2 separate regions of the Homo sapiens genome follow, and region 1 is linked to region 2. Evidence: chromatin loops called from intact Hi-C (ENCODE). Cell type or tissue: PC-3. All regions are shown on one strand. Links, peaks and the distances in the headings refer to the core of each region. The heading gives the core; the rest is flanking DNA.

Region 1 (15,827 bases), core at 4,739-8,738, 51 kb before region 2:
AAGTAGTCTGTCTTACTCCAGTGGAGCAGGCTTCCCCAAGCTGGGGGCCAAAAAACCCCAGGGAAACACAGGGTTCATCAAATAATGGCTAAAGTGAGCTCATTTTTATATCTATACAAATATAAACATATACAATACATGTAAATGTACAGATTTGTGTATGTAACAATCATTTAAGGGTGTATGGAAAACTACTTAAATATACTATTTATGGTAGTGTTTTATCTTCTCAAGAGATACTAAAAGCTGTATTATTTTTATACAGAGGTCTACTAAAATGTTTTGGCTCTGAAAAATGACTCTCACTTGCAAATGCTGGAATTTAGAGCAAAACAGTATTCCCTTCCTAAAACAAACATAACAGTCATAACGGTATTCCATTTCTGAAGCATAATGATACACCTATCAAAATGGTTAACATTTGAGTTTGAATTAGGTTGTCATTGTTTCTTCTCTCTCTTTAATACATTTTAAAATATGTTTTTCTACAGGTGCGGTCTTACTAAGTTGCCCAGGCTGGTCTTGTACTCTTGGCCTCAAGCAATCCTCCCACCTCAGCCTCCCAAAGCACTGGGATTACACACATGAGCTACTAGGCCCGGCCTCTTCTGTCTTTTTGTAGGTGTGTTTATGAACTAAGTAGTGACCCAATATGAATTTCCAAGTCAAAGGGAACAACTGCAAGACAAATAAGGTAGTCAGGGCCCTTCAAACAAAAATAAGTGCCCTGCTGTCATGAGAATCAACACAATCTCCTCTGGGCCCAGCAAAGAGAGGACCCTCTGCCTCCTTCTCATACTCTGTGTGAGCACCAAGTGACCATCCAAACTATTTTAGGGCAGTGCTCAACTGGGGCAGGTCACACCATGTGGTCCACTCCCATTTTTTTTTTGAGACGGAGTCTCGCTCTGTGGCCCAGGCTGGAGTGCAGTGGCACAATCTCAGCTCACTGCAACCTCCGCCTCCTGGGTTCAAGTGATTCTCCTGCCTCAGCCTCCTGAGTAGCTGGGACTACTGGCATGCACCACCATGCCTGGGTAATTTCGTATTTTTAGTAGAGACAGGGTTTCTCCTTGTTGCTCAGGCTGGTCTCAAACTCCTGACCTCAGGTGATCTGCCTGCCTCATCCTCCCAAAGTGCTGGGATTATAGGCCTGAGCCACCACGCCTGGCCTGTTTATTTTTATAAGTAATGATTTGCTTTATGCATCTCCAGATTTAATATGCCACTCTATCCAAAACTGGGAAAATTTTATTTATTTCTCAAAGTTTTTTAAATAAACCCTCTCTACAGACATTAGGAAGTTAATTAGAGATACTTAAGATATTTGGGTCAAAACCAAAACATTTAAAATCATTTTTAGCAGGACCAACTTTTGGTATGAAATAAACACATACTGAAATCATCTGTAAATTTACTATTCATAAACATAGCTTAAGAAAATACCTAACGCAGCACTCTACAATGCAGTGCCCGTGAATGAATAAATGAATGACACCTGCCCACTGTTTATATGATTCCATACGTATCTCGGACTATATGCATGACTCTAATACATGTGAATATGGTATTCTATCTATACGAAAAGACAAAGATCTTTCTTCTAATAAATGAATCTTTTGCTCATTATACCCCAAGTCCCCATTTGGGAGAAGTGATATTTAGGGAGGAATTATTGGGAAGAGGCCGGGCGCAGTGCCTCACGCCTGTAATCCCAGCACTTTGGGAGGCCAAGGCAGGCGGATCACCTGAGGTCAGGAGTTCAAGACCAGCTTGGCCAACATGGCGAAACCCCGTGTCTACTAAAAATAAAATTAAAAAAAGAAATTAGCAGGGTGTGGTGGTGCGAGCCTGTAATCCCAGCTACTCAGGAGGCTGAGGCAGGAGACCAGCTTGAACCTTGGAGGCAGAGGTTGCAGTGAGCTGAGATGGTGCCACTGCACTCCAGCCTGGGTGACAGAGCAAAACTCCATCATAACAAAAAAAAAAAAAAAAGAGGAATGATTGGGAAGATTTGTTGTCCATCTATTCCATCATATGCTCACTTGTCTTGTTGGTTGAAGTCGAACCATGGAATAGAGGATGTTCGGCCAAATTTCCTTGCTACCCTGCTAGTCTGTCTGTCCACCTTAAATGTTTTCGCTGGGTTACCTTTTGGTATTATAATGTTAGCTTTTATAGTAAGAAACTCGTTTAGAGCACTTTAATGTAAAATTCCATATAAGAAATTTATTTTAGAGCTATGAGGTAGAAAAAGCTCGGTTCTCCTGAGGAGGTGTTATTTACCGTCTTTATAACATAATTGTCATGTTTCCATTTTAACTTTGGCCATGAAGAAACACATTTTGTGGCCTGGATGTTTATGTTTAGCTGTTTTTCTGGAGAGCTTTGCTTCTTGCCTCTTTTTATTTTGTTTCTTGATGATGGATATTTTCTTTAAAATCACATATTATCCTTATGTATAATGTGATTTTAGTTTCCGAGGTTTTATTGGTAAGTTAAGCTACCTCAGTTCTTTAGTGGAAAATACAAGGATATAGATGTTATTATAGGTATAGATACGGAACTCTTAGCTAAGCACATGCACTCTCTCTCCCTCCTTCCCTCTCTCCTTCCTGTGCGTGTATTTAAATTGCACAATTCAGTTTAAGTCATTTCCAATCTTCTCCTTGTACAAATGTGCCTTTGGTTTTTAAAGATTCATTAGACCTATGCTTTGTCTTGGTAAACATAACCATATACACAATTGTCTGCCTTTAAGAGAATTGAAACAATCCCAGAATTGTGTTCCCAACATAGCTTAGTATAAGGTGTAATTAAACATTTAAGGACATTTGAGAGGCAACTGTGGAAAACCGACCTGGAGAGGTCATCGGGCAGAGCCATGCTGAGCTCCTCACCACTACCATGCACATTCTCCCAAAACAAGCGCATTCTCAGGATATTGCTTTTGCTTTCTTCTTCTTGATGAGCTGCTTCACACACATTCTATTCTCAAGAACCAACTTCCTACCTGACCTGGCTCCCATCTAACTTAATAAAAAGAAAACCTGTTTTTTATTTCATCTATAGATAAATTATGGTCTGAAATGAACTACTAGTGAACCCATGCAAAGGCTATATATATATATATATATATATATATATATATATATATATATATTTGTATACACACAAATATATATATATACACATATATATACATGTATATATATGTTAGTAAATGGCCACTCGAGGTATAGAAAGTCACCCAAAGACATCACAAAAACTATTTAAATATTTGAAATATAATTGAAACAGGCCTATTCTCAATGAAAAAAAAAAGTGCCACGTTCCCTCTGACTTCTGATTGCTAAATCAAAACGCTTAGAAAGGGTTTGTTGGAAAATGAATCTGTCTGTCGAGTAAACTCAGAGAAGCGCTCAAAGGGATCGCCGAGTAATGATTCTGAAGCTGTACTGTGTTTCCTCAGGAGACAATCTTCTAGACCTCTGAAATGAATGAGTCCTTAACCAAATGAATTTTTGTAAATATTTCTATAAACTAGTAAAAACTTTTAGAGCAAAGGAGTTCATCTCAGGAGAGTAAGATATAGGAGACCCACAATGATGGAGGCTCTGTTCTATCAAGACACAAAACAGATAGGTTGAGCCATAAAACATGAAACCATAAGGCTCTAAAATATAACCCTTGCATAACATATAAAAATATATGAATATATGCATTATACATGTACTTTATATACATGTATTTTTATATAATACATATATAAAAATAAATTTTGTATATTTATATAAATTCAACAATCCCACTACTGGGTTTCTACCCAAAGGAAAAGAAAAAATAAATTTGGTATATTTGTATGAATCCAACAATCCCACCACTGGGTTTCTACCCATAGGAAAAGAAGTCGTTATATCAAAAAGACATCTGCACTCATGTGTTTACTGTAGCAGTACTCACAATGGCAAAGATATGGAATCAACCTAAGTGTCCATCAACAGATGACTGAATAAAGAAAATGTGGTATATATACAATGGAATCCTATTCAGCCATAAAAAATGAAATTATGTTTTTTGCAGCATAATGAATGGAACTGGAGGTCATTACCTTAAGTGAAACAACTCAAAACGTCAAATACTTTATGTTCTCACTTGTAAGTGGGAGCTAAATAATGTGTAAGCATAGACGTAGAATGACAAGCATTGGAGACTCAGAAGGGCTAGGGGTATGTGGGGAGGGGGTGGATGATGAAAGATGACTTAATGGGGACAATGTACATTATCTGGGTGATGGATCTACCAAAAGCCCAGACTTCACCGCTACACAATATATCCACATGACAAAATTACACTCGTACTTCTTAAATTTATATAAATTAAGATAAATAAATAAAAGGGTAAAAAAAAGAAAAAATAAAGTCATTGCATTAAAAATCTTTCAAGCATTGCTTTATCATCGCATAAATGTAGCCAAAGATTCTGAAGAATTATGAGGGCTTCTGTGAAGACATTGTTTCACTGCCACTCAATATAACTTGTGAAAACTTTGGTCAAGAACTCTAAACTAGGAAAACATGCAAAGAAATGTTCACTCATAGCAATATTTGACACAGTTGATTTTTCTGCTGCATTTCTTTTTCTACAAAGAGAAATATTATTCAAAGAGAAAAAATTTGCCAGGCATGGTGGCAGGTGCCTGTAATCCCAGCTACTCAGGAGGATGAGGCAGGAGAATTGCTTGAACCCGGGAGGCGGAGGTTGAAGTGAGCTGAGATCGCTCCACTGCACTCCAGCTTGGGTGACAGAGCTAGACTCCATCTCAGAAAAAAAAAAAAAAAAAAAGAAAAGAAATATATTCCCTTCAATGTCATGCCTGGCTGTGTGTCTGACACTGTTCAAGATCTAATGAAAGGAAATGTTAAGACACACCTAGTATGTGATTCAGCCCAAATTCCAGCCAGGCCAAGGTGGCTCTGCAACTGTGCTCTTTGCCACAAATGACCCTGTGTCCTGCAGAATAAAGGACACTACAAGTAATAGCACTGGAGTACAATGTGTGCCCTATGCATATATTTATAAAATGCTATGGTTCCCACTGACGAGAAGGGCCTGGCCACACCCTACTCCATTTTCAATGCGTTTCCTGTGTTTCTATCTCTTACTGAAAAGAAATGCTGATTTTGTAACAAAGAAGCCTTGCTATCCTTCAAAACCCCTTTATGAAGTTGACTTCATTTTATCCTCTCCATTTCCATCAATACTCCCAACTCTGGAGACTTTCTCCCCATTCCTCTCCTGTCCTCCCTTCTCTCTTGCCTCATATTCAGAACACAGATAGAGCTTGAAGATCATGGCTTCTGGTATGAAACTTTTATTATTCATTTATGTGTTTGTTTGTTTTTTGAGTCTGGGTCTCACTCTCTTTCCCAGGCTGGCGTTCAGTGGCTCAATCATGGCTCACTGCAGGCTCAGCCTCCTTAGCTCAACCTCCTCCCACCTCAGCCTCCTTAGCTCAACCGCCTCCCACCTCAGCCTCCTGAGTCGCCGAGATGGCAGGCATGAGCCAGCACATCTGACTGCAACTTTTATTCTATAACCTAAATCCTGTGGGTATACAAAGATGCAGATATAAACAGGTATCACAGACTGTATTATATATGAGAAATAAAATATTTATAATTTCTCTACATCAGTAAATCAGAATTTAACATTATCCAAATTCCCTTCCAGACTTTTCTCAGGTGCGTGGTTTCAGAGTAGGACTCGTTTCTTATATACAATGCGGTGTTTGATTTTTTAAAAAAAAAAAACTTCCCTTGGAAAATACTAAAACTATTATGCATTGAGTCATTTAATATTCAGAATAACCTCACAAAGCAGGTGTTAACAACTTCCATTTTACCCTTTATAAAATAAAGACTCTAGAGAGATTAGATAAGTAGCTTGTCCAAGTTTACAAACAAGTTTATGCCCTTTCTACTGAGCTACATTTCCTTTATTGTCTTATAACATAAACTTATCTCATATGTCTGATAAAAACTGTCCAAGAGGCTTCAAAATTATGATGATTTTCTTTTCTTTTCGAGACAGAGTCTCGCTCTGTCACCCAGGCTGGAGTGCAGTGGCATGATCATGGCTCACTGCAGCCTTGACCTCCTGGGTTCAAGTGATCTTCTTGCCTCAGCCTCCTGAGTAGCTGGAGCTACAGGTGTGCACCACCATGCCTGGCTAATTTTTTTTATTTTTTGTATAGGTGGAGTCTCACTATATTGCTCAGGCTGGTCTTGAACTCCTGGGCTCAGTCTTCCCACCCCAGCCTCTCAAAGTCCTGGGATTATAAGCATGAGCCACCACGCCCAGCCTGATTTTCTCCTTGAGTGCGCAAGTTTCCCTCTTGGTGGATACACTTAACCGCACTTTAATGGTTCTAAGATACACATTTTAACATCTAAGTCGGGATGTATCTCAAGATCAAGGACAACTGACATTTGCTGTCACGTTGGCCAGGTGGCAGCGGTGACAGACTGGTCACTGCCTGCAGGGGCTTAATATGGTTATAGTTTCAGTGGCACAACTGGGCAACTGTAACTCATTTATGTCAGGTCCACAGATGACAAGGATCTCTTGCAGAAAAAATAGAAGACCTGGCTGGGTTCTGAAAACCTCTTATTGACACATTATTAGATCAAGAAGCAATTAGCATCAACATTCACAGAACAGTTTGTGAGCAACTTGCAGGAAGATCCCAGAGATGGCTGCAGGGCACAGATAAGAAATGCCACATCACTAGTGCTCTCCATGGCACAGAGAAATACTTATGGAAAAACATGGACTTTGATGATTCACAATTGAAAAGTGACTCAGAAGAGCTGGACTTTGTAGGAGAAAAACATTGAAAATAATCTAACCAATTATTTCACTTATTTTTCATTTTCATGTATGCACAAAATGCATGTTTAAATAACCCTAAAAAACTCTTTCAGTAAGTGTAGTTTTTAATTAGCAGTGCTTCTTTCTTTTCTCAGTGGTGTGTAGCTAGCCTCGTACAGGTGACAAAATATAGGTAATTTATTTGAAGCATCTCTTATTGTTTGGCACTCATTATTTTCAAATGTTTGCTATTAAAGATAGATAATGCTAGGCCGGGCATGGTGGCTCATGCCTGTAATCGCAGCACTTTGGAAGGCCGAGGCGGGTGGATCATCTGAGGTCAGGAGTTCGAGACCAGCCTGGCCAACATGGTGAAACCCCGTCTCTACTAAAAATACAAAAATTAGCTGGCTGTGGTGGTGGGCACCTGTAATCCCAGCTACTCAGGTGGCTGAGGCAGGAGAATCGCTTGCACCCAGGAGGTGGAGGTTGCAGTGAGCCGAGATCATGCCACTGCACTGCAGCCTGGGCAACAAGAACGAAACTCCATCTCAAAAAAAAAAAAAAAAAAAAAAAAAAGAGTTTCTATTTTGTCATAGTAGGAGAAAAGGGAAAGGGTATTCAAAACAAGAAGCTGTCACTAAACAAAAAATCATAATTACCTTGAGATCCTGGCAGCTTCTTTGTTAGCCCTCCATTTCACCATGCTAATTATAAAGAAAAGTAAACTTACATTTTTTGCTCTGGAGAACATCAAGCAAAATATTTGATCTGCTGTCTAAGCACCTGATGGTATGAACAATTGGAACTGTTAGACAACAAACAATAGCATTAAACACTCACCTTCCCGTTTCGAATGTTACATAATAAACAGCCGGATACTGCTGACATTAACACCCATTATTGTGCTGCATTAGTTTTATGGGTGCAATAAACACTCCTGGATGATGAACATTTTGTAATTCAAAGAATGACTCATGGAAAATAGTTTTCATTTGCTAAAGTGCTGCAGGGTTGCATTAAAAAATGTCTTGCTGTGCTGAAATTGATTCCATCTGAACGGCAGTTCAAAAGCTACCAGCAACTTTAAAAATGCACAAGGATGTTTTGCTTCTTTCATCTATTTGGGAAAACAGAAGCAACCAAATATAATAATGTTCCTGGGACCCACTGCATGGTTATGTCCTGTTACATAAACAAGCATTATATAAAACAGAGTCATGATTAGCCTATCTTTTTATGGAACAAATAAACATTAACCAAATAAAACCAGTTTTTACCAGATGGCATCCAATAAAATATTACCATTGAGGCTCATTCTGTCCAAACCTTTAAAAAATGTTACCATACCTTGATTTAGGTTGACCTGACAGACCAACATCTGAACTTTTAAAAAAGATTTTACCAAAGGATTCGCTGAGTGATTCTTTCGAGACGAGTCTAAACCAATACAATCAAATAGAATTCAGTTCAAACTGACTGTTTTCTCTGATCGCAATGATTGTGTTAAACGGTAAGACTGAAGAAGTCACTTCCTATTAAACATTTTCTCATTTCGTTTCTTCTTGGGGATTTAATTAAACCAGATTCTGAAGAGGATGGTGACTAGTTGGTTATTGTTAGCAAGACAGGAGTTAGAGCAAATGACATTGTAACACCAGGAATGTCTCTCTTTGAGATTTTAAAACTAGAAGAGATTCTCATTATTCTGGATTTTAGGATGTATGAATGACTCTTCAAAGACTCATTCATTGCAATGGTTTAGTCTGAATGTAATCCCAGGAAAATAAATTTGTTTTTGAGCTCTGAAGATCCAATATCTAAAATGTTGATGTAGAAAACATAATTTAATCTTTATAACATCCCCATGTGGGACATGGTTAGCTCTAGATCACTCTGAATTTTAATCCAGTAGTGCTTCATAAGACCATACACCTTTCTGAAGGGTTTCAGAGCACAAACCTTCAAATATGTTCAGTTATTGACACACAAAGCTTAAAAATAAGAAATTTTGAGTACCAAAACAAGTATGTTTTAAAGTACTCACTCTTCAGTCTGAAATTCCATGATTCTATACCTGGGTTATTTTCACTGTGGACAATAACTAGCTTGCTCTAGCTTTGCCAATGTTGCCACAACCATCTATAAACAAACTCAAAAACTGAAAAATAGAAAACAACACTATATTTTTCATTTTTTCTCTAGGAAAGTTAGAAATAAGTATATTTTCTCTCCTTTCAAGTTCTGAAACAAAAACCCCACTAATCGTGTATACTTGCACTGACTCTTGCCTCAGTAAATCTCAGTTAAGTAATTTGTTACAGTAGCATTTCCTCATTCTGGTATAATTTTTATGTACAGACTGTTTTCATTATTTCACCCTCATAAAAATATACTTTTATAATCTAGCCTACAGAGTTGCTACTCAATCATGTTTCATAACAAGTTCTATAGGTACATACCGGAATGTTATTCACCATTGGCTTAGAATTTAACAGTTTATAAAGGTGCAAATATCTGGGATTTGGGGCTGAAAGGTACTATTATGTTATTACCGTGAACGCACGTTCATTGTAAATACTGTGGTAACCCAGGCCTGAAAGAATCTATGAAGTTAACATTATGCATTTTTTGGGTTTTGAGGTTTCTGAAATGCATCCATCACTCCTGACCAATTGACGTTTACAAATACCACGAGGCCTGACCATCAGGCAGCTTTGTTTTCATTCCCTGCACGGCCCTTGCCCTCTTCCTGTCTCGGCATCTTTATCTAACCTCTGTAACCAGTCACAACTCATTTATTATCATCTGAAAAATAGTGCTGAAATGTTTATACACAATCAATTTGTAATTAATAGGAAATGACTTTATGGGGTCGTTTGATCCCTGCTGGTGGGAGAAAGCCTGGGTTATGTCTAATGGATTTTTTCCATCTCCTTCAGTGGTGACGTGTGGCAAATGGATTGTAAATGAAGATAGACTGTGTAATGAATGACGACACTAAAGACTAATGTGAAGGACTTTAGGGAAAACAAAAGGCTTTCATCTGAAAGGATGATCTGTGGACCAAGGTCACTCATACCACTCACTGCTCATTTTCTCATGTTATTTTAAAACTTTTTTCGGCCTTTATACTGCTTTCAGCAGCATTTGTGTGTAAGAAGTGGACGATGACTTTAATAAAGAGACCCGAATGGAACTGAATGGAGCATTTGTTTTTGAAGCAACTTTTACTGTCCTCAGTTTTATCTCATAGAAGCCTCCCTCCAAGGGCACTGCCATAGACTCACATGTTTCCTCTAATGCCTTGAAAAGCATTTTCCTAAAATGAAGGTCTTGGGAACATTTTACCTGTTGGCCAGAAACCTAAATAGTAATCAGCTCTGAAGGTCATTCTGATGGCATGGAAAAAGCATTGTGCTCTAGAGGAAAAAGCTAACTACGAGGGTAGCCTGGGGAGGACCAGGAGAGTACATACAAACAGGTTTTGCTGCAGTCACACTGCAGACGTTTGACATCTATTTTTCTGCTTTTCCTTTCTACATTTCTCTCATTTCCTTCCCTCTTTCCTTCTCTTTTGTCCTTTCTTCCTTTCTCCCAAAAATATTTATTGGGAATTCCCTATGTGCTACACTTGTACTGGTAAGAAGAAAATTAACAGGTCCTTCTGCCCCCCACCCCCAGCATTAAGTTTAATGAAGGAGAGATATTAATACTCACTCTACTGAATGTATGATTGCAAAGCAAGATAAGTGCTCTGGATTAAAGGAACGTAGCTCTCTAAGAAGGTTAAGTAACACAAAAAAACCTAACCCTGGTAATTTTGAAGATTTGGGATCTTGCAATAAGAAGGTTTGTAGGTGAAGTAATATTTGACCTGGAAACTGAAGACTGTGGTGTTAACCAGACATAAGGAGGCTGGAGGAAGAAGCAGCATAAGCAAAGGGCCCGTGGTCATCAACGATCTGTATGAACTTGTATAGGAAGAAAGCAGAGAGGGAAATGGCAGGTGGATAAGTAAGGAGAAGCGAGATCACAATAGGGTCAAGTGGGTCAGGAAGATACTGAAGGGTTTCCAACTGGAGGAAATTAGAGGGCCACTCAGGGTGCAGTATGAGTCATGGACCGGAGGGAAACAAGAATGGATGCAAGAAGACTGAATTAGGAGGAATTTCAGAGTCCAGGTAGAAGATGGTGGACTTTGATCCAAAATCATTGAAACTAAGAAAACCAGGGGCCTCAGATGTTCTTTGGTCTGTTTTCATCTAAAAACTATTGTATGGATATGGCTGTCCCACCAGGCAGCAACCAGAAGTTAGAGGTGGGAGCATGGCTTGCAGAGTTATTCTGGACATGTCAGTCTCAGTGCCTGTCACGCCCACAGTTGCTTTTGAGTGCAAACCACCCAGTCACCTGCCTGTGAAGCATAGTGAGCCAATTCATTACTAATGATTATCACAGAATCGATCACATTAGCCAACTGACTCAATAGCTGGATTCTTGAAGTGGCCTGGTATAAAAAGAGGACTGGTTTGTGAATAGAGAATTTGACGCCCAAGATACGACACTCCCAGCACATTCATTTTCAACAGTGCTTCTCAATGGTGGCAATTTTACTTCCCAGGGGACATTTTCTGTGTCTGGAGACATTTTTGATTGTCACAACTAGGGAGGTGAGAACTGGCACCTGGTCTGTAGAGGAGAGCGATGCTATTAAACATGCTACAGTGCACAGGCAGCCCCCACCTCCCCCAACAAAGAATTATGTGGCCCCAAATAGTAACAGTGCACAGGTTGACTATACAACTCGTCAAATCCTTAGAATCTGCAAAGGGCTGTCTTTTCGTATGCTAATGAGCTGACTCATGGCTGGCAGCTCCCAGGTAGCTACAGGATGGGGCTGGGTACCAGAAAGACCAAGCCAGGATTAGAGGGTTGGGACTTTTGGCCCCACCCCAACCTCATGGGAGGGTAGAGGGGCTGAAGGTTAAGTGGATCACCAATGGCCAATGGTTTAATTAATCACGCCTATCTAACAAATACTCTATAAAGTCCCTGAGGACAGGGTTTGGGAAGCTTCTGGAGAGCTGAATACATGGAGTTTCCTGGAGGGCGGTGTGGCAGGGAAGGCACAGAAGCTCCGCACCCCTTCCCTCATACCCTGCCCTGTGCGTCTCTTCATCTGTATCCTTTGTATCCTTTTCATTTCTTTGAAACAGGGTCTAACTCTGTTGCCCAGGCTGGAGTGCAGTGGCACGATCTCAGCTCACTGTAACCTCCGCCTCCCGGGCTCAAGGGATCCTCTCACCTCAGCCTCCTGAGTAGCTGGGACTATAGGTGCAAGCCACCATGCCTAGCTCATCTTTTGTGTTTTTTATAGAGACAAGGTTTCGCCATGTTGTCCAGGCTGGTATTGAACTCCTGTCCTCGAGGGATCCACCTGCCTCGGCCTCCCAACCTGCTGGGATTATAGGCATGAGCCACCACTGCTGGCCCATAATATCCTTTATAATAAAACAGCAAATGTTTCCCTGAGTCATGTGAGCCACTCTAGTAAATTAATCAAACCTAAGAAGGGGGACATGGGAACCCCAGCTATAGCCAGCCGGTCAGAAGCACAGGTTATTCAACCTGGGGTTTGCGACTGGTATCAAAAATTGGGGAGAGGCAGACTTGGGACTGAACCTTCAACCTGCGGGATCTGACACTATTTTCAGGTAGACAGCATCAGAATGGTACTGAACTGGGGGACACCCTACTGGTGTCTGCTGCTTGATGAGTGGGGAAAACCTCCCTGACATTTGGTCACTGAAGTCTTCTGTGTTGATTGTCGTGGTGTGAGAGCAGAGGAAAAACAGTTTGTGTTTTTTCCACTCAGATTGAGAAACCCTGACTGTCAACGATAGAACGGGTCAAGACTTCCATGTATTATGAATATGGCAGACAAAATAAAATTCTTAGTTTCATAACGGAAATAAAGGAGAAATGTGATGTTCCGGGAAAGCAGCTGAGACACATTCTAACAGTATAGCTTATTTGCAATACATTGGGTATTTACTCAACCAGTGTTTACTAGGCATCAAACAAACTCAAAATACTTGTTAGAAAAAAAGACAATACCTAAGATGTTTTCACAGATTCACTAATCACCAACATTTCTTTGAATGTAAAAAATCTTATAAAGGTTGTTTGCAGAAATTAAATTAGTAATTTCCCAAATTTGACATGCTATTTGATTCTGTTAGCAGATAATACAACTAACTTTTTTTTGTTCGTACGTTTTCATGGTTACAGAGCTGGAGAAAGAAACGTTATGTATGAGAAAATACTTTGGTTTAAATTGTTTACGAGTAATTTCTCTCATACTGATGTGCTAAATGGCTTCTCTTTGTCCCTCCAGGTCACTCTCCATCTTTTCCGCCAGTGCCCAACTGACTGATCTTTACAGATGGTGTCAACAGATGCATCTACCCTCTGGCTTCAAGTTGAGTTGGCCAATGAAGGGTGAGAGAAAACTGAAGTAGGGTTCTTTATTCACCCAGCCCTTCCCCAAGAGGTCACCACGGCCTCACGGTGGCCCCCATGGCTCATATTAGAGAGACATTTGCGTAGCTCTGTTTCCACTCACCTCTTCCAGCCTAGGGTGGGAGCAGAGCCCCTACAATAGCTCTTGCATTTGCCTTATATCACGGTCACAGCACCGAAAATAGTCTCATTATTAAACTCTCACTGAAGAAGTGTTCTAATTGAATTGGACTATTCTGTGCTGAGAGCCTAATGAGTAGAACTTCTCTAATGATGATGTAGATGTTCATGAAGATTTACAGTTTCCACGTATGTTCACCCAGTACATCACAATGGATGCACAAATGATCTGTATAATATATACATGTAACTGGAATGAGTCCACAGATGCAGCATTTGATGTACAAAAATCTTCACAAAACCAAAGCATAGGGCAGAAGAAAAGCTTTGTAACTCTTTAAATTATAGATGATTCCAGGCATCAGTGTAGTATTTGCATAGCTCTCTTAGAACAAGGGACACTGGGAACTCAGGAAGAATCAGAACTCTTTTCATGAATTTCTTTAGTGCAGTCAAGTTTCCTCTTTTATGAACCAGCATAGTTAACCCATCTTCTAAAGAATTCGTTCATTACCACTTACATAGTTCAATCCCCAGCTTGCTTGGAGATTGAAAAATATCTCTAAGATACTTGATTACATAAGTGTTCTGCCTAGAAATCCCAAAACTCTTACTCTTTTTGCTGTCATAGGAGGCGCTGCGGAAAGTACATGACATTTGCAGTTGTGGGCGACTGTGCTGTGGGATGAAACCAGGCTCCTCATCAAGATGAACATAGATTCAAGTCTCCATCTTAGCCATTTCCTAGTTCTGTGATTATAAATAAACTCCTTGACTTTTCTGAGCCTTAGTTTCATGATCTCTGTAATGAGAATAATATTATCTCTTCCCAAGCATTTGATAATAATTAAGTGAGGTGATATAAACTGCCTAGACCAGTTTTTGACTGTAGAGGTTTTTCTTTCTTTCTTTCTTTACTCTAATTTCACCTCTGGAAAAGCAGTCAAAATGAGAAAAGTCAAACCCGCATCAGAAAAGAAGCAACTTGACACACACATGCAATTAACCCACTTCACCAGGATATGTCACCAAATTGACATCACCAGAAATAGCTGATACAATGGTTTGCTTCACCGTTTATCAGTAATCTCTTATCTTCTCTTTCCTTTTTACTTCGCTCATATCTTATTGTCCTGCTGTCATCTTTTCATGCCATGCATCTCTGGGACACCCAGCCTGAAGTGGCATATATTTGATGCTCAATAATACATGGCAGATGACATAAGATATTGGCTTTGCAAAATCTACCGCTGTTCTGAACTATCATACAAAACAATTAGTTGTTAGTATGCCATCTTTCTTATTAATCTTCCTCAATAATATGAATAATCTTAATATTTCCATTTAAGAAAAATGCAAGCTATATGTTATTCTCATTTGACAAAAAAATTATTCTAAGAGGAAACATTGGAAAATGAGTTTCAAAATAGTGGTACACAAATTTGATTCTATGTCAAATGGTTTTAAATATAAAAGTAGCATAATCATCAGGAGAGGACTTTAAAATTCACTCTTTCTACAGATCTTGAATGGCCAGATAAAAATCAGAACTCCAACCAGTTCCCACCATCTCTGATGTGAGCTCCTATTTTGTGTGCCGGATGACTCAGTGGACGCCAGCAGCAGATCAATTTACCGTAGCACAAGGTGTCTCTGTCCCAAGGTTTGTGTACTTGCATTTGCGGCAAGTCCAGTCATATATTACACATCTCCTCTGGCTGTAACTGGAGACCGTCAAGGTACAATAGTGCTGAAAGAAGTGTACTTTTCCAGCCAGGGAATTTGTAACAGATCCTGCTTCATCTTGCATCGCCATACAAAGTACCTCCATTCCATCCTTCCTAAAAGTGCTTCAGTGACTGAAAGTGGAAAAAGTGGAGCAGAATAGAGCTTGTATGCCTCAGAGATTCCAGCCATCCAACAGTCCTAACTCAATGTAATTTAAATCTTGCATGTTTTTACTTTTAAAAAAATTTGGCAACTCTAAAAAAGTTTACCAGAAAATAGTGTATCTGCGAATTTTCACTAGTTTCCTTCAAGAAGCTAGGATTTTCGTAGACTGAATACATTAAATATTGAGATTTAATAAAATTAATTTTGCTGATACAAAGGAAAAGTGAAAGAAAAAGTGAGACAGAATACTACAATTCTCTCTTTCAGTGATAAGTAAATGGTAACAAAAGTCATCTGTACAAATTCACAGAATATGATGTCATAAAGATGGGTCATCAAAATGCTTTTCAGTGATCCATTCAATAAGATGTCCCATCATGAGGGTTTGAGTAGCGAATAGGAAAGGAAGTTGTGAG
Region 2 (15,827 bases), core at 5,511-9,510:
CACTCTTTGCATTCATTTCTGCTCCCCGAGAAAACACTTTCTCTCCTTCACTCAAGCCACCATTCATAACCCAGTGATGTGTGATGTCACTTGTCCCACAGAGGATAATGAACAACTTCCCGGGAAATATTTCCATATGACTAACAATTTAATGTCTTAGACAGAAACTGAATCTTGCCTACTGTATAGAAGAAACAACTGTGTTAGTTCAACTGCATGGTACATGATGAAAGTCCCTGTTATAGCTATTCCTTCTAACAGATAATTGATGGGGCCAAGAGACAAAAGAAGGAACTCACTCTCAGAAATAAACGCTCCACAAAGCAATCTCATGCCTCACCTAATGCAATATGTTTCTCATGGGTCTTTTGTTACTCTAACATATTAAATTATCCTTCCAATTACCTTGGCAACTGAAACAAGAGCGCCTAACACGCTGATGACTTTCGGACGAGCACACCAGCTGTCAGTTATAAATGATAATTAAGGCATCTTAATTATTAAGCACAGTGAAAATATGCAGTGTTCATTTTTTATAAAACTTGTGTCCTAAGGTAGAAGAATCCTCATACCAACCAAATGCTCTTTCTCTACCTTTGATCAGCAATTTGGCCTTTTTTCTCTCTGAGGCTGATAAATTGCAGCAACCTTTGAGATACTAGACCCTCCACCCCCACCCCAGGTCTTCCCCCAGGTCTCCTTAGTTATAAAGGTAGCAGAATGTGATGGTTGAAAGCTGCATTTGTAACCAGCTTACCTTCGCAACAATAGCAAGAGTAACAAAGAATCCATCCTAATAAAAGCTCTGTGCACAGTCAGCTTAAGCAACGTAAAGTGTTCCTTTATTCTGCTTAGTAGCTTCTCCCCCAGAGGTTAACCATTTTAAAGCTGGCACTCAGCCTGAGAACAGGAACAAAGCATTACTAGAAAGCAGGGATCTTCCTCCAGGATCAGCATCTCTGCTTTCCGTAATTCTTAAGAAATATAGAAACTCAATGAAAAGGAAGTGATACCTTTGGATGGGCACATTCCAGCACAGGAAAATCGCTGTCTTGTCGGCTGCTGTGCAGAATGAGTTGCTTGGGCAGGTATTCCTCTATTCTCAGCTCCCGGGTCTGCCTTGTAGCCGCAGCCAGCCTAGGGAGCATTTACGGCATGTACGTGGTGTTCATCCACAATAAAAGGAGACTAACCAGCTCAGCTTGGCGCTGCTCGCCTGGAGGCATCAGATCCTTGGACCCTCCCCATCTGATTGGCTGCTACCCGGTCTAGCCGAACTCCTCTGCCTTAACCTTCTGCTGCGTTCAATACATTTTCCCTCGGGATACAGTCAGAGAAGAGCTGGTTAGGGAATCAGTGGCAGGTTAAATTGAGCTGGCTTTAAAAATCAGTGACATGATTTTCTATGAAGATGTCTAATGTTTAATTTTCCAAAGTTCTACGTAATCCACAAGGAGAGACGTAATAAAATGGATATGATTTAACAGGAGCGGCTTCATGATTCCTCCCTGAAAATACCTGGAGTTTAATGCATGCCTAACACCCTACTGAAGTGATCAGGTGGCTTTTTGCAGCACTGCGTGTCTGTATAATCAACCTTAAATCAAAACAGATGGGGATGACAGAATATATTAAGAGGCTTATTAAAAGTGCCAGGAGATGCAGTTGAATAAGGCTGCTGAAGCCATCTCAAGAAAGTGTTATAAATCATTTACACAAAATGCTCTTAAGACAGTTATGGTTGATTTTAGATAGCTCTGATAATAAAAACATAAAGACCAATGACAGACAAAAAGGTAAAGCCTGACTTAGCATCTCTAGAAGACAAGTAACAGAAAGAAAAATCAAATCTTTTACTCTACAAAAGTAGTGAAATGAGAAAAGAACAAAAGTACACCTTCATCATCTCCTGTCCATGTACTGGATTCAATTTGGTCAAGGACCTAGAACAGGGTATTGAAAAGTCCCCAATGGGGTTTTGGTTTGTTTTGTTCTTTCTGTTTTTTTTTGTTTTTTGTTTTTTGTTGTTGTTTCTTTGTTTTGAGACCGAGTTTTGCTCTGTTGCCCAGGCTGGAGTGCAGTGGCGTGATCTCCACGCACTACCCCCTCCACCTCCCAGGTTCAAGCAGTTCTCCTGCCTCAGCCTCCCGAGCAGCTGGGATCACAGGCACCTGCCACCACACCCAGCTAATTTTTGTATTTTTAGTAGAGATGGGGTTTCACTATGTTGGCCAGGCTGGTCTCGAACTCCTGACCTCAGGTGATCCGCCTGCCTCAACCTCCCAAAATGCTGGGATTACAGGCGTGAGCCACCACACCCAGACAGTTTTGTTTTGTTTTGTTTTGTTTTTAAAAATGAGAGGCATCAAATGGAAGATAGTGAATTGACCACATACATTTAACCCTTTCTCCCTCACAAAGCCCCACTAAAATGACAATAAAGCTTTTATTTTAAGAACCATAAACCCACAAGGACAAAGAAATAGGAGAAAACAGCAACCCAATTTAGAAAAAGAAAGCAGATGGGTGAGTGGTAGCTGGACAGAGAGAGCTGGATCCCAAATGAGCAATGAGGAGAGTCAAGAAGCAGCAGCATTTCCAAGCCAGCAGCCCCAATATGCTCTGGAATTGGCAGAGATGAAATTGGGGCTAAAAACAGCAGGTGGCCTGACTGCCCATCATTCACCCTGCAGAACACAGAAGGCTTATTCTCTGGAGAGACTAACAGAGGGCTTCTGGACTGGCATGGCTGGGAATAAAGGTACCAAACTAAAAATATTGCTGTTAATCAGAAACAGATATAAAAACCCTGGGCCTTCTTTCCCCACTCAACTCCTGGGAGCCAGGTAGCAAGGTGAATAGGCTCCAGAAAAAAAGATGTGAAGAGCGCTCTTCAGGGATCCCACCATCCCAAAATATAAGACGTAAAGGCATCACTACAGGGTACTCTCTAAGATATGGCTGGGCTAGATCTCCCAGAAGTTCAGGCCACATTAATAAGCTCTACACATGAATTTTGGTGCCCCTCTCTTACATGTAAGCAGATCAGACAAATCTCTAACATCAAAGCATAGAACAAAACAAACAAAAAAGAAACAGGCAAATAACAGACAGACAAGCAAACATGGCAAAAAGTAAACTGATGGAAACAATGGGTGTGCAGGGAGAAGAACAGTTTAAACACTATCATTAATGGCCTTGTCAAAATAAGAGATGTATGGCAGTTCTCACTCTGCATGGTTCCAGTATTCACAAATATCACCTACACAGTGTAGTTGATAGCACCAGTCTTCCAGCAATACAGTTCAAATTTCAGTTACCATGGCGTGTTAACCATGAGTGATTATGCAGTATGCAAACTCTTTTAGCTCTTCCACCCACAGTCACTAAGTAATAATAGATGCACAACATGATCACTGGCCAATCACAGCACTTCTTCAAAACCTGTCAGTGATTGGTTGCGGCATGCCTGTTAGTCAGCTCATGTATATTGTTGTTGTTGAGTTGTTGCACCAAGTGTGTTATGGAGTTGCCTCCTTGTCTCCCAGTGGTGCACCCATGCAACATTTCACAAGAATGGATAACGAAAAGAGGGAATTCACCAACAAAGATGAAAGTGCTGCAAAGAAATAAACAATTTCATGGGAAGTGAAATTGGATATGATTAGAAGATTTTAAAATGGGAATAGCAAAGTTTAAGATTTGAAGAGACCTAGCTTTGAATAAATCATACTGCAGAAGCCTAATCAATACTTTTTTAAAAGGTAAGTTTCTTTAACATCTTTTTAAATTGCACAAAGGAAAGAAAGCACTCTGGTTGGATTGAAGATTGTAATTTTTGAAAAGTTATTTAGCTAATATTCAGGTCAAAGTGTTGATGTTCCTTCCCACCTGAAAAGAAAATGGTAATTACAAAAGAAAGGAAGAAGACACTTTTTACTGCCAGAAAAATCTGTTTTCAAAAGTTGGCAGAAACTGATTAATGTTAAGCCATCTTGTGAAGCTTCCAGAGCAAACGGTGTCCTGCTATGAAATGTTCACCTAGATTCCAAGGACTGGTTAAACAAGGGGACATGATCGTTGTCAAATATTCTATGTGAATAAAAGTGTTTGTGATGAAAAAGATGAAAATGTCCCAGAGGAAGTGATCCTGGCAAAATAATTTACGCTAAAGAATTCTTGGGGCCAGGCACGGTGGCTCACACCTGTAATCCCATCACTTTGGGATGCCAAGGCAGGTGGATTTCTTGAGGTCAGGAGTTTGAGACCAGCCTGGCCAACATAGTGAAACCCTGTCTCTACTAAAAATACAAAAGAGCTGGACATGGTGGCACACACCTGTAATCCCAGCTACTAAGGAGGCTGACACAGGAGAATCGCTTGAACCGAGGAGGTGGAGGTTGCAGTGAGCTGAGATGGCACCATTGCACTCCAGCCTGGGTGACAGAGTGAGACTGTATCTCAAAATAAAACAAAACAGAACAAAACATCTCTTGGAGACATTTCATGACATTGAAAGCACAAAGGAGAAATGATGGTGGGAAGCTGCTCCAAACTTAGAAGGGAGGATGACAATTCCCCAAGACGTGGGAAAGGTGCTACTTTAGTGTTTTAATTCACATCATGAGAAGGGGACAAGCTCTGTTCCAAGAAAGAAATAACTAATTTTCCCTGTTTTCAATGCTTTAAATTACGGCATACTCAGTAAATATTAGTTTTGTTATTTTTATTGCCCTATGCATTTATAACTGATAGCAAGAGCATTTTTAAAGTCATAGGAAAATTATTAAAGGCCACAGAACAATTGTCATTTTCATCATTGATTATTAAGATTGCTTTTCATGGTTTCAGCTACAATCCTGTACTACCACACAAACTGAAGACTGACTATATTTTTCTATGAAATAAGCAAAAGCAACTGTATGAAAGAAAACTATGGAACACAAAAAGCTCTTGGAAAATTCAGAAGAAGAATTGGAAGACAAAGTTGAGGAAATATCCTTGAAAGTTGAGTAAAAGGGCAAAAAATGGAAAACTGTAAGAAAAACGGTAAGAAAATTGGAGATATAGTCTAGGAATTCAACATCTGGATAACAGGAATTCTAGCAAGAAACAGTTAAGAAAACAAAAGGAAGAAAACCATAAAAAATAATTTTTAAAAAGTTCTCATGAGTTTCCAGAATAGAAGTATGACGTTAAGACACACAATTGGCTCATGGTCGTGGAATTTCAGCAAATTAAAAATAAAGCACTTTCTTGGTTTGGTGAGATAGCTCATTCTTATAATTTCAGCATTTTGGGAGGTTAAGGTGGGAGAATTACTTGAGGCCAGGAGTTTGAGACCAGCCTGGGCAGCATAGCAAGATCCTCATCACTACAAAAAAATGAAAATTAAAAAATTAGCCAGGCATGGTGGGGCATGCTTGTAGTCCCTGCTACTTGGGAGGCTGAGCCTAGAAGTTTGAGGCTGCAGTTGGCCTTAAATGAATCAAGACCCTGCCTCTTGAAAAAAAAAAAAAGTTCTTTAAACTTCTGGAAAGAAAACTATGAATTTCATATAAAGGATCAAGAATTTGGATGGTATGTTTCTCAATAACAATACTAGAAGCTGGAAGGTAGTGGAAAAATGTCTTTGAAGTTCTGAGAGAAAAGGATTTCCAATTTGGAATTCCATACCTAGCCAAAATATCTCTAAGAGTCGAGATAGATAAGACATGTTTTTCTTGGATTTGAAAGGTCCTTAAAATTTCCGTCTCAAGAACCTTTTCTCAGGAGTCTATTGCAAAATGTGTCCACCAAAACAAGGGAATAAAACAAAAAAGACAAGGCTTGGCATCCAGAAAACTGGGATCCTACAAAATGAAAAGTTCAAGGCTCTGCCACCCTGCAGAATGGTCTTGGAGACATTTCAGAATAAAGACAACGAGCAGATCTAGGGAGCTGTCAGTCCAGATTGCATCAGGTCAAAAGGAGGAACAATTTCAGGAAGACAAAATTGATAGCATGTATAATATATTTGAGATTTTTGAGAAAAGGCTTATACAATTGGGAGAGGGCTCTAGGCTGTACTAATTGTAAGTATATAAACAACTGAGTAACAAAAAAGACAATTTTGTTGAATAGGAAAACAAAGTAATTGTAGTAAACATGATTCAGGCTTGAGTAGTTTTTACTTAGCCACAGTTATAAAAGTACTGAGTATTGATACAAGCAAAAGTATAGTATTTCAAGGCTAGCTGACTGCAAGTGTAGGTGCATGGTGGGTATAGGCCGTATGATTGAAAGAGAAATAAATCCTCACCTTCCAAAGGGAGAAGTCAATATTTACTGCCTAAAACTGAAATATCAAGAAGTGGAAATACGAACACTTAGAGGTGAGGAAGTAAATACTAGAAGAGCTAATTTTAATATGATTGCCTCCAGCAAACAGGAAATGGCAGAAATTCCTGTTTTTGTAATTGCTGAATACAACTTTACATGTACATCCGTTAACTGTAATGAGAATAAAAATTATAACAAAATATTAAAACTTGAGGTAGAGTTGTAAGTCTTTATGCGCTAACGATTAAGTAGAGAAAATGCAAGATGTATAACAGTGTGAAAAAAGGGAGCCATTTATGTTAAAAAAAGAAATATTTATACCTTTTAGAAAGATGTACAAGAAAATAATCTACTGATGATGGTTGCCTCTGGGCAGCAAAATTGGAGGGTTTAAGATATGGAGATGAAACTTATTTTTTCCTATATAATTTTCTATACTGTTACAATCTTTACTTATAAACATTTTTCAATAAAATTAACAAATTTTAAATGACAAAATTTCTAATCCAAGAGAAAAAAGTCTACTTTTGTCATTTAAGTGGTGATCTTCTACAGTAAATAATCTTATGAATTTGGTCTTCATATTGAATTTGTTTTCTGGTTAAAAATATTAAGACTTTGGAAGCAATGAAAATTAGAGTAGTATGTCATTGTAAAGAAGCACATATAATGTTACATGCATAATGTCACAAACATAATGTATTTCAATAACATATTTAAATTGTCTATTAGAATTTCTTGCATGGTCATGGCTGAGAATTTCCTTTGTAAAACATTCCTTGAAAAGTCTCCTTAGCACTTAATATGGGAGGAACTTTTTGGGTAAGGGAGGTAATTTTGGGTCTGTGGAGGCAGAGGAAAAGATACGGAATTCAGAGAAAGCTGGTAGTAAGATGGCAAAGGGCCTCTCACCAAATCATCAATAAAGACACAAAATTTATGGAATATTTGCTGGGAACACAATTTTTAGAGAGGGATGAAGAGGTTAGCCTTCTTGTCAATGTTATGGAAAGAATAGCATCAGATCATGTTGGAATAGAATCTTGGAGGCAGAGAAAGGAAGCTCCAGGAACATAGAAAAAATATGTGGAATGCTTTGGTTGGTTGCAAGTAGAACTATAGTTACAACCAAGGGCTGCCCAGGTTACTTCTAAATTGTACATAGAAACTATAGACATCCCGAAGCTTTAATTCTAATGTTGTTCTACCATTTGCCAAATGAATAACCCTGGAGTAAGTAATATAAACATTTAGAATCTCAACCTTCTCAACTCAGCTACCACACTACCAACACTATTTTAATCAAATATTTGTAAACCTTTAACATTTTTAGTGTGAAGCAAATCTATGATATAGCAGTGCTCTTTACAAAATGCTTTATAATTTTCTCATTTCTCAAACTGTAGTTCTTCCACCTATTTCTTTTTTATATCTTAGGTAAGTGTAATAGTTTATTCTGTGTTTGTGGTAGGATACTTTGCAAATTATAGAAGGCAATAAAAATTCCTAGTGTCTGAGCATTTTATTATTTAGTTCCAGCTTAGTTTACAAGATCATCTCTGGCTTCAATGGTAAAAATTTGAATTTCCTCTGGAATCCTCTACTGAGTATAGTTAAGTTCACTGGCATTCTCCTTCTGGCTCACCAATTTCAGTCACTTTCTTGTTAGAGGCACTTCAGAGAAAATAAAGGATCTTAAAATCAATACTAGAACATTCAAGAGGCACTATTTGAAATTCTGAAGTGATAAAAAAAATAAAATAAAATGACATTCAAGAGCAATATACAAATATGGTCAGCATATTTTTCTCCAAAATAATTATAATTATTTAAAAATAAATTTAAAACTCAATCATAAATATAAAAGAACCAGTAAAGTAAAACATCCTTAACACTTTACCACCAAAATCATTTTATAGAATTTAAAAACAATGATAAATTTTACTTCTTAGTGACTTTTCAATAACCAAAGTCAAAGTTAATCAAAAATGTTCAAACACACATTTGGTGCCTGTTGAGGAATTTTGAGAAAATAACAATAGTTGATTCAACTGTACAGATCCACAGGATTTGGCAGTCACAGAAAATACCTTGTAAATTGAACTTTTTGTTTAAGAAATAAAATAAGCATTCTTTAGCATGTAGAGTATCTTGAACTTCAGAACACAATCTACAAGGCTAACTTATTATAAAACAATCATTTTCACAGCTAATATTTGTATTTCTATTTGATCATTTAATTGTTCATTTGTTTATTCATCAAACATTGAATACTTCACATTGGTACCCAAATTTGTGGATTTTGAGGTATAGAAAGGGAAATCAGAAGGAACAACTAGTAGGAAGAAGATACTGACCCATCCTGTGATCCTGTAGTACCATCCATTCTGTCCCTCCCAGATGCTCCACTGTATAGAACACACCCATATTGGAGGGCTGTCTCTTTAAAATTACCTCTTCTTATGTCTATGTGATACATATGAGCAGATACTTCTTATAAATCTAATCCGCTTTAATTGGGTTTGCCAGGAGTGATTACAGACTTTTTCTTACATCTTTGCTTTCAGAAAGTAATTGGATAACTTCTTATGCTATATGGAAATGCAGTAGCTAACAAAATGGCAGACTTCCTATTTAATTAAATTTGTACATCTCCAACACAAACTTGACTATACAGATTTACAGTAATGAAATCTCTAAAGTTTTTAAATATAAGTTTTAACTGCCAATTCCAATTCCAAAAACAGGGATATAAAAGACAGTTTTGAGAATTAACCAATGCGATAAAAAGGGAGCCCCTTTCCTTAGCACAATTTCTCACTGTCTACTGTAGTTTCATTCTTTTGAGTCTGTCATTGCCTTTGTCTTTTCACTTCAAAGCCATATTCAGCTTCAGATCTCAAACACAATGCAGTGGGCTGGTGTCTGCTTACTAGAGCTGAAATGCCTTGTTTTGGAAGTGCCTTAACAGCTAAACTTATTGGTCTAGATTTACCACCTTGACCTACTTCATTCATTTATTTTCATGAAAATGGAGACTTCTGATGCTTATTCACATGAAAGCATCCATTAGACCAGAGTTCAGATAAAAATAAGGACGTTTCTGATAAATTGCTTCATTCACATTAGCTCTTCTGGGCAATAGGTAGGAGGAAATAAAACACTTATATCTCTACAAGTAATTCATGAGGAGCACAGATGTTTTTACACTAAACCATGTTATAAAATGTGATAAAAGTCTCTGATAAAAATAAATTATCCTCAACCCAACTTCTGGAGGGGCCACAGGACAACTTTCTCTTTGCCCTCTGAAGGGTCACTGAAAATGAACAGACAAAAAGAAGATTAAGCCGGACGCAGTGGCTCACCTCTGTAATCCCAGCACTTTGGGAGGCCGAGGCGGGTGGATCACATCAGATCAAGAGTTCAAGACCAGCCTGGACAACATGGTGAAACCCCATCTCTACTAAAAATATAAAAATTAGCTGGGCGTGGTGGCACACGCCTGTAATCCCAGCTACTCAGGAGGCTGAGGCAGGAGAATCGCTTGAACCTGGGAGGCTGAGGTTTCAGTGAGCCGAGATTGTGCCATTGCACTCCAGCCTGGGCGACAGAGCAAGACTCAGTCTCAAAACAAAATAAAAGGCAAATTAATAGGAGAAAAGGCACACACACATTTCTATTTTAACTTGTATAGCACTGGGGAATTGCAGAATGATTACCCAGTGGGGTACAGACGCTTAGACACCCCTCTTCATACAACAAATGTGGCGATTTGTGGAACAGTGAATGATTTTTAGGGGAAAATGAATGGACTTGGAGAACATACGATGGCCTGGGACAAAACGTGTTGTGACTGGAGATCAGGCAATTGTTTGTGACAAAAGTGTACCCAGGGGTGTTGATGGACTTCGGTCTTTCTTCCTGTGATATGAGTGCAGTTAATGAAACTCAGGGAAGGCAGTTGTGTTCTTTTGGCCAGTCTGGTTTCTAGGAAGATAAAGGATCCTCAGAGAACAACTTCATTCTGTTCCTTGGGAGAGACAAAACATTGAGAAATGGGGGTGAGGGGTAGGTCAGAGAGACCTTGGGATCGCTTCTTCAATCCAGCATGTCAAAGGGCCATATGTTGGAGTTCAGGTTTCTGAGACACAACACTTCCTGTTGTAGCAGCAGAAAAGGAGTGATCCGTTTCCTCCCTGTCATAGGGGTCAAAACGGACACCTCTGAAACAAAGACAGATTAACAAGAGAAAAGCCCAACAAATATATTCGACCACAGCTTTACAATACACAGGAGCCTTCGGAATGAAGACCCAAAGGTACCGGGGAAACTCTCTGATTGTGTGCCCAGGTTTCAGGGAGCAGGGACAGTCATGCAGAAATGTGACCGGACAGAAGGAAATGATGTAATGGTAACAGGCTAACTAGGGACACTCGGTGAGGCCTGTCTGTTCAGATCTTGCTCAGCCTCTCTGTGTAGCTTTCCTTCCTCGCAGGTATCCGGCAGGACCCTTTCTGTAATGGGGGGCCTATTACCTACCATTAAATAAGATAGGTCAGAAAATTTTTTCTGGCCAATTCTTACACAGAAAAACAGCCAAAAGTGAAAGTGCCTTTAGGCTACACGTTGGCTTTGGGGAAAAGGAACTCTGGTTTCTGTGACACTCGTTGGGGCAGAGAGATTCTAGTTCCTGCGACTGGCCTCAGGGGAGAATGGGGCTGAGAGACAGGAGGGTGAGAGAAGGTCACAGGGAAACTTCGCTTCTGAGGCTGCTTCTGCCGTCTTCACTTTGAAGCATCATTTTTCTGAGCCTCAACATTCTTCAGTCTGAAACTTCCCCCCAGTAGTTTTTTTGTTTGTTTGTTCATTTGTTTTGAGACAGAGTCTCACTCTGTCGCCAGGCTGGAGTGCAGTGGGGCGATCTCGGCTCACTGCAACCTCTGCCTCCCTGGTTCAAGCGATTCTCCTGCCTCAGCCTCCCGAGTAGCTGGGATGACAGGCACCCACCACCACACTGGGCTTATTTTTGTATTTTTAGTAGAGACGGGGTTTCACCATGTTGGCCAGGCTGGTCTTGAACTCCTAACCTCAGGTGATTCACCCACCTCGGCCTCCCAAAGTGCTGGGATTACAGGTTTGAGCCACCACGCCCGGCCCCCATAGGTAGTTTGACAGTCCACGGATCGGGTTGGTGGATTGTCTCCCAGGCTGTTCCCAGGCTCTCAGTCCTGAGAAGAGGCCTTTCAGCTAATCAGTTGACAGTTGTGTCTCATTTCAGCAGCAGTGTTGCAGACTGGCTTCCACCGAAGTCAGGCCCCAAATAGTGTGAACAGTCATGTACGTAGCAAAGGGCATTTCTAGGGAAAGAAAAGAAAACAAACCTTTGGGTCTAGAGGGCAGCCAGTCAAGATTTTCAGATGTTAGACTTGAAGCATCTTCATATGGAGTGAGAGCAGACAGTGGCAATCTGGGATTTTTCCGGTTCGCAGTTTGCATCCGGTGAGCTTTCTAAGTGGCCCATATAGTAATAGGCAGAAAGTTTATTTCTACATAAAACTGCTGTGGTGATTTCTCCAAAGGCTATATCAGACCATCCAGTTTTAGTCTGCAGGGTTTCAGGAAAGTGCAGTTTTCATTTCAGTGATTCCAAGCTGGAAGGGTGGAGAAAAATTACAAATACTACTTTGGTGAGTCATAGTCAAATATTGCAGGAAACTAAAATAATTCAAGATCTGGTCCAGATTGTAGGTAGATAGTAAACCCTCAAAAACAATGAGGTAGAGTCTAATAACAGGTGCACTAGAGTTGTCTTCTGAAATATAATTTTTATTTCTCTAGTCCACCTATCAAAAAACATAAAAAATATGTTTCAAACAAAAAGTCATTAAAACAAGACTAATTTGTTCATAAGAAAAGTTTAGTCTTTAGTCTTTATGATTTTTTACATAAGTATAGCAAGAATAGTGATCAACCATATAGGCACTTTTTAAATTGGCTTTGTGGGGAACTTTTTCATAAGGAACCTCAGACTGGACTTTCTAAAAGCCTCTCAGGTCTCAGGAGCCAAGCCAAGGACGCACCTCAGGACTGTACTTACACAAACAACTGTTTTGCCTTAAAACTAGAATACTCGCAGTTGCCAAATTTTGGAGGGATCAGGTAGGGACAAAGGTAAATGTTTCAATTTTGCTCATAAAAATATACGTTAGCAAATTGCTGCAAGCTATAGATAGCATAGAAGAGTTTCCTTAACAATGCAGATAAAAACATAAAAAATATGTTTCAAACAAAAAGTCACTAAAAAGTCATAATCCTTTGTGAGTTCAGTCCCATGTAATTAATTCTTGTTCTGCCAATGTAAGTTAGGATTTTCTTGAGTCCAGTTTTTCCATTCGAGTTATGGAAACTCAGTCCAATGGTATGAACTCAGAGTTAGAATTATTTTTGTTCTTTCCATATATTTCCTTGAAGACACAACATTTTAGGACTCTAATCACTTGCAAAGAGCTTTCAGAAAAAAACATCAAAATAAAGCAATTAACTGTGGACAGTAAGATGTAAAATGGCTATGGTTAAAGATATGATAGGAATTCACAATAATAATGATGCAACTGTCAAGAAAATTTGGTCCTCTCTGTGGCACACAACATTTTAACATTAGCGTTATGACTGATAACATATACTAAAACATAATTTCTAGGATTTCTAGGAATCTCTTACAATTTTGGAACACATATGTCAATAACATATTCACACAAATATAACCTCAAAGAAGGTTAAACATCATTTCTTATTTGACAATGTTTGTCATATAATTTAACATATCAAGTAAGTCTAATTTAATGTCTTTCTTGGATTTCCAGGGGCCCTCCTATAATGTCTAAAAGTTACTTTGAGGTCAAAAAGACTTAATTTTGATTTGGGGAAAGTTGCCAAAATAAAGGTTGCCATCACAGATCATTATGAGAAAAATAACCACTTATTTAAACAAAAGATCTAATAAACACAGTGTGATGCACATGGAATATTTTTTCTTTCTCTTCTTTTTTCTTTTGTAGTTTATTCAAAAGGGAAACAAAAATCCTTTATTATCTCTTCTCTTATAATACATTTATTTATTCTTAGTTTAACCACATAAGCTCCTCTGTTATATTTTCAACTATTTTATCTAATTAATATAATATACAACATTAAAAAACTATTCTGAAATGATCTTTAAACGTACTCTAAACTAGATAAAATTACTTTTCTAAACAAAACACATATTTTTCATTTTTTGTAACTTTTTTCATCAGAAATACCTCTTGTTTTGCTTGTATATTTTGCGTATAAAATTGGTCTTCTTATTTTTGGTAGTTTTCATTAAATGTATTAATTGTAATTTTAACTCTTAGTAGCCTTAATTTTTACTGAAAACCTAGAAGTAAGCAATTTTGACTGTTTGCACTAGTAATTTATAAATACACATTTTAAAATTATTAGAAACATTAGTTTTTTAGAATCTTCGTATGTTTATTAACAAATCCAAATACATTTTGCTTTTTAAAATAACCTATAAAAACAAAATGCCAAAGTATATAAACTGGAACTTATGCTTATTAATTAATCTTTCAGTACCTTAACTTATTTAGAAATGACTCAGACGTTTCATGATGATCTATTATTTAACTTAATATAACACAACTTTCAGATTTTAAATTATTTTTAAAAATCTTTGAACCTAGGACAAGTTTATTTAGAAATGTTTATTCCATTTACCTAATTTACTCATTCTTAACAATTATATTTGAATTGCTCACGGAAAACAAAGCTAACCATAGAAGTTATTTTTGAAAAAGCAAGACCAAGCTAGCCCTGCAACAGCCAGCTTTGTTTCCATCGAGGCCTCTGTGACACTGGCCACAGGATGGGCCTATACTCGGCTAGACCCTGCCCTGCAGCTGCCAGCCCAGGTGCTGGGATACACATGCACGCTCAGGCTTTACCATGGCCACCAGTCCAGATCCCAGAATTCAGAAGCTCAAAACTGAAGACATAAGCTTGCAGCAGCATGTGTATAAGGTTTCAGGGGAGCCAGCACCCAGCCCACACAGTTCAGTCCACAGACAAACCAAGCAAATATCAAAAATAGTACGGAAGCGGAGAATAAAAGTTAAAAGTTAAACATGGTTCCCCCCACCCTCCTTTAAATACCTAGGTGATAACAGTCTTGTTTGACTAGTAGCTCTAGGTATTAAAAATATATATATATGTTTGTACTGAAGCAGGATATTTCCCTGACCCCTTCACAGGCCCCACAAAGGGGATGCCCTGTTTACTCAGCCCACAGCTCTCAGCTGCTCACAGGAGGGATTGCACAAGTGAATGTGGTGGGAACTGGAGTACAGAAGCACTGGAGTCACCCAGCTGCTCCAGCACCTGCAGGAGTGAACTCCATTCACTTGGACCCACTGCATTTCCACCCTTGCAGGAGGGGGTGCACAGGTGAATGGGTGCAGGAGCTGGCGTGAGTGCTTTTGGGTGCCAGCAGGAGCCAACTCTGTGCTGGCCCCACGGCAGTGTCTAGGGAGGTGCCCGCAACCCCTGAAGCCCCAGAGGGAGTGTTACAGTGCTCCTTTAGTTCTGCTGTCCGTGGATGGCTTAAGTGTTAACAGCTCAGTGGACCCCATGCCTTTTCGCATGAGGTGGCTGCCTTCCACCAGTGAGGGTGAAGGGCCAGTGTGACAGCCTTTCGCATCTGCACTTGTAGTTCCCGAGTTCTTGTCTGGTGTCCAGGACATGAGGTTGCAGGAACAAATTGAAGGATGGTAAATGTGGGGGATTTTACTGCTGATAGAGGTGGCTCTCAGTGGGAAGGGGAGCTGAAAAGGGGACGGGGTGGGAAGGTAATCTTCCCTCAAAGTTCAACTGTCTCTGGCCAGATTCTTCTCTGAACTTACACCATCAAGCTGTTCCTCTGAAGTCAAGCCACTTCTCTCCAATGTCCAACTGTAGTCTCCAACGTCTAGCTGCTTCTTCTCTCTGCCGGCTGAGTTCTGGGGTTTTTATGGGCACACGACACGGGGTGGGGCGAGCCATGGGTGGTTTTGGAAAAGGAACATTTGAGCAGGAAAACAGGGATGGAAGTTCTCACTTTGGGCTGTGGTTCTAGGCTTTTTGGTTTGAGGGTGGGGCCCTCACCAGGACCTGCCCTCTTCTGCCTAGAATTTCCCTGCCTTCTGTCCCTATCAGTACTATAACCAATGCTGATAATTCTGAAGATATTCCTGTTTTTATTTTACCAACAAGTTTAAAACTAACTTTATTTACCAATAACGATTTTTATTAACTGTATAGAAACTCAGATCACATGAACTATCTAGCACTTGATACTATTATATGAAGTATTTGAGTTAGTTTTAATTTTATCTTTGAAAAAGAGCTTTAGGGGCCAGGTGCAGTGGCTCACACCTGTAATCCTAGCACTTTGGGAGACTGAGATGGGTGAATCATTTGAGGTCAGG

The links. Hi-C counts contacts between places; a loop is a spot of excess contacts. Peaks named below come from ENCODE experiments on the same cell type or tissue, not always from the same donor. Only the 100,000 strongest peaks of a DNase experiment are listed, where the experiment ranks them.
Region 1: a loop joins it to region 2, with 2.8 times the contacts of the local background. A loop is called at or near these places in 1 of 110 quality-filtered maps.

Annotation. Positions count from the first base shown.
Region 1 is chr4:185,905,160-185,920,986 of GRCh38, forward strand. It overlaps LOC101928929 (a long non-coding RNA gene), which reads left to right. Exons shown (of 4, transcript XR_939583.3): 3 at 13,274-13,377; 4 at 14,150-14,302. It also overlaps a transcript of SORBS2 not described here. Among named protein-coding and RNA genes, the nearest start is that of SORBS2, 100 kb to the left of the region's middle. In PC-3, for the core only: no CTCF peak of the experiment used is centred there; a DNase peak (open chromatin) is centred at 6,802; H3K27ac peaks cover 2,608 bases.
Region 2 is chr4:185,955,183-185,971,009 of GRCh38, forward strand. LOC124900828 (a long non-coding RNA gene) reads left to right here and starts at 10,067. Exons shown (of 2, transcript XR_007058417.1): 1 at 10,067-10,642. It also overlaps a transcript of SORBS2 not described here. In PC-3, for the core only: no CTCF peak of the experiment used is centred there; no DNase peak of the experiment used is centred there.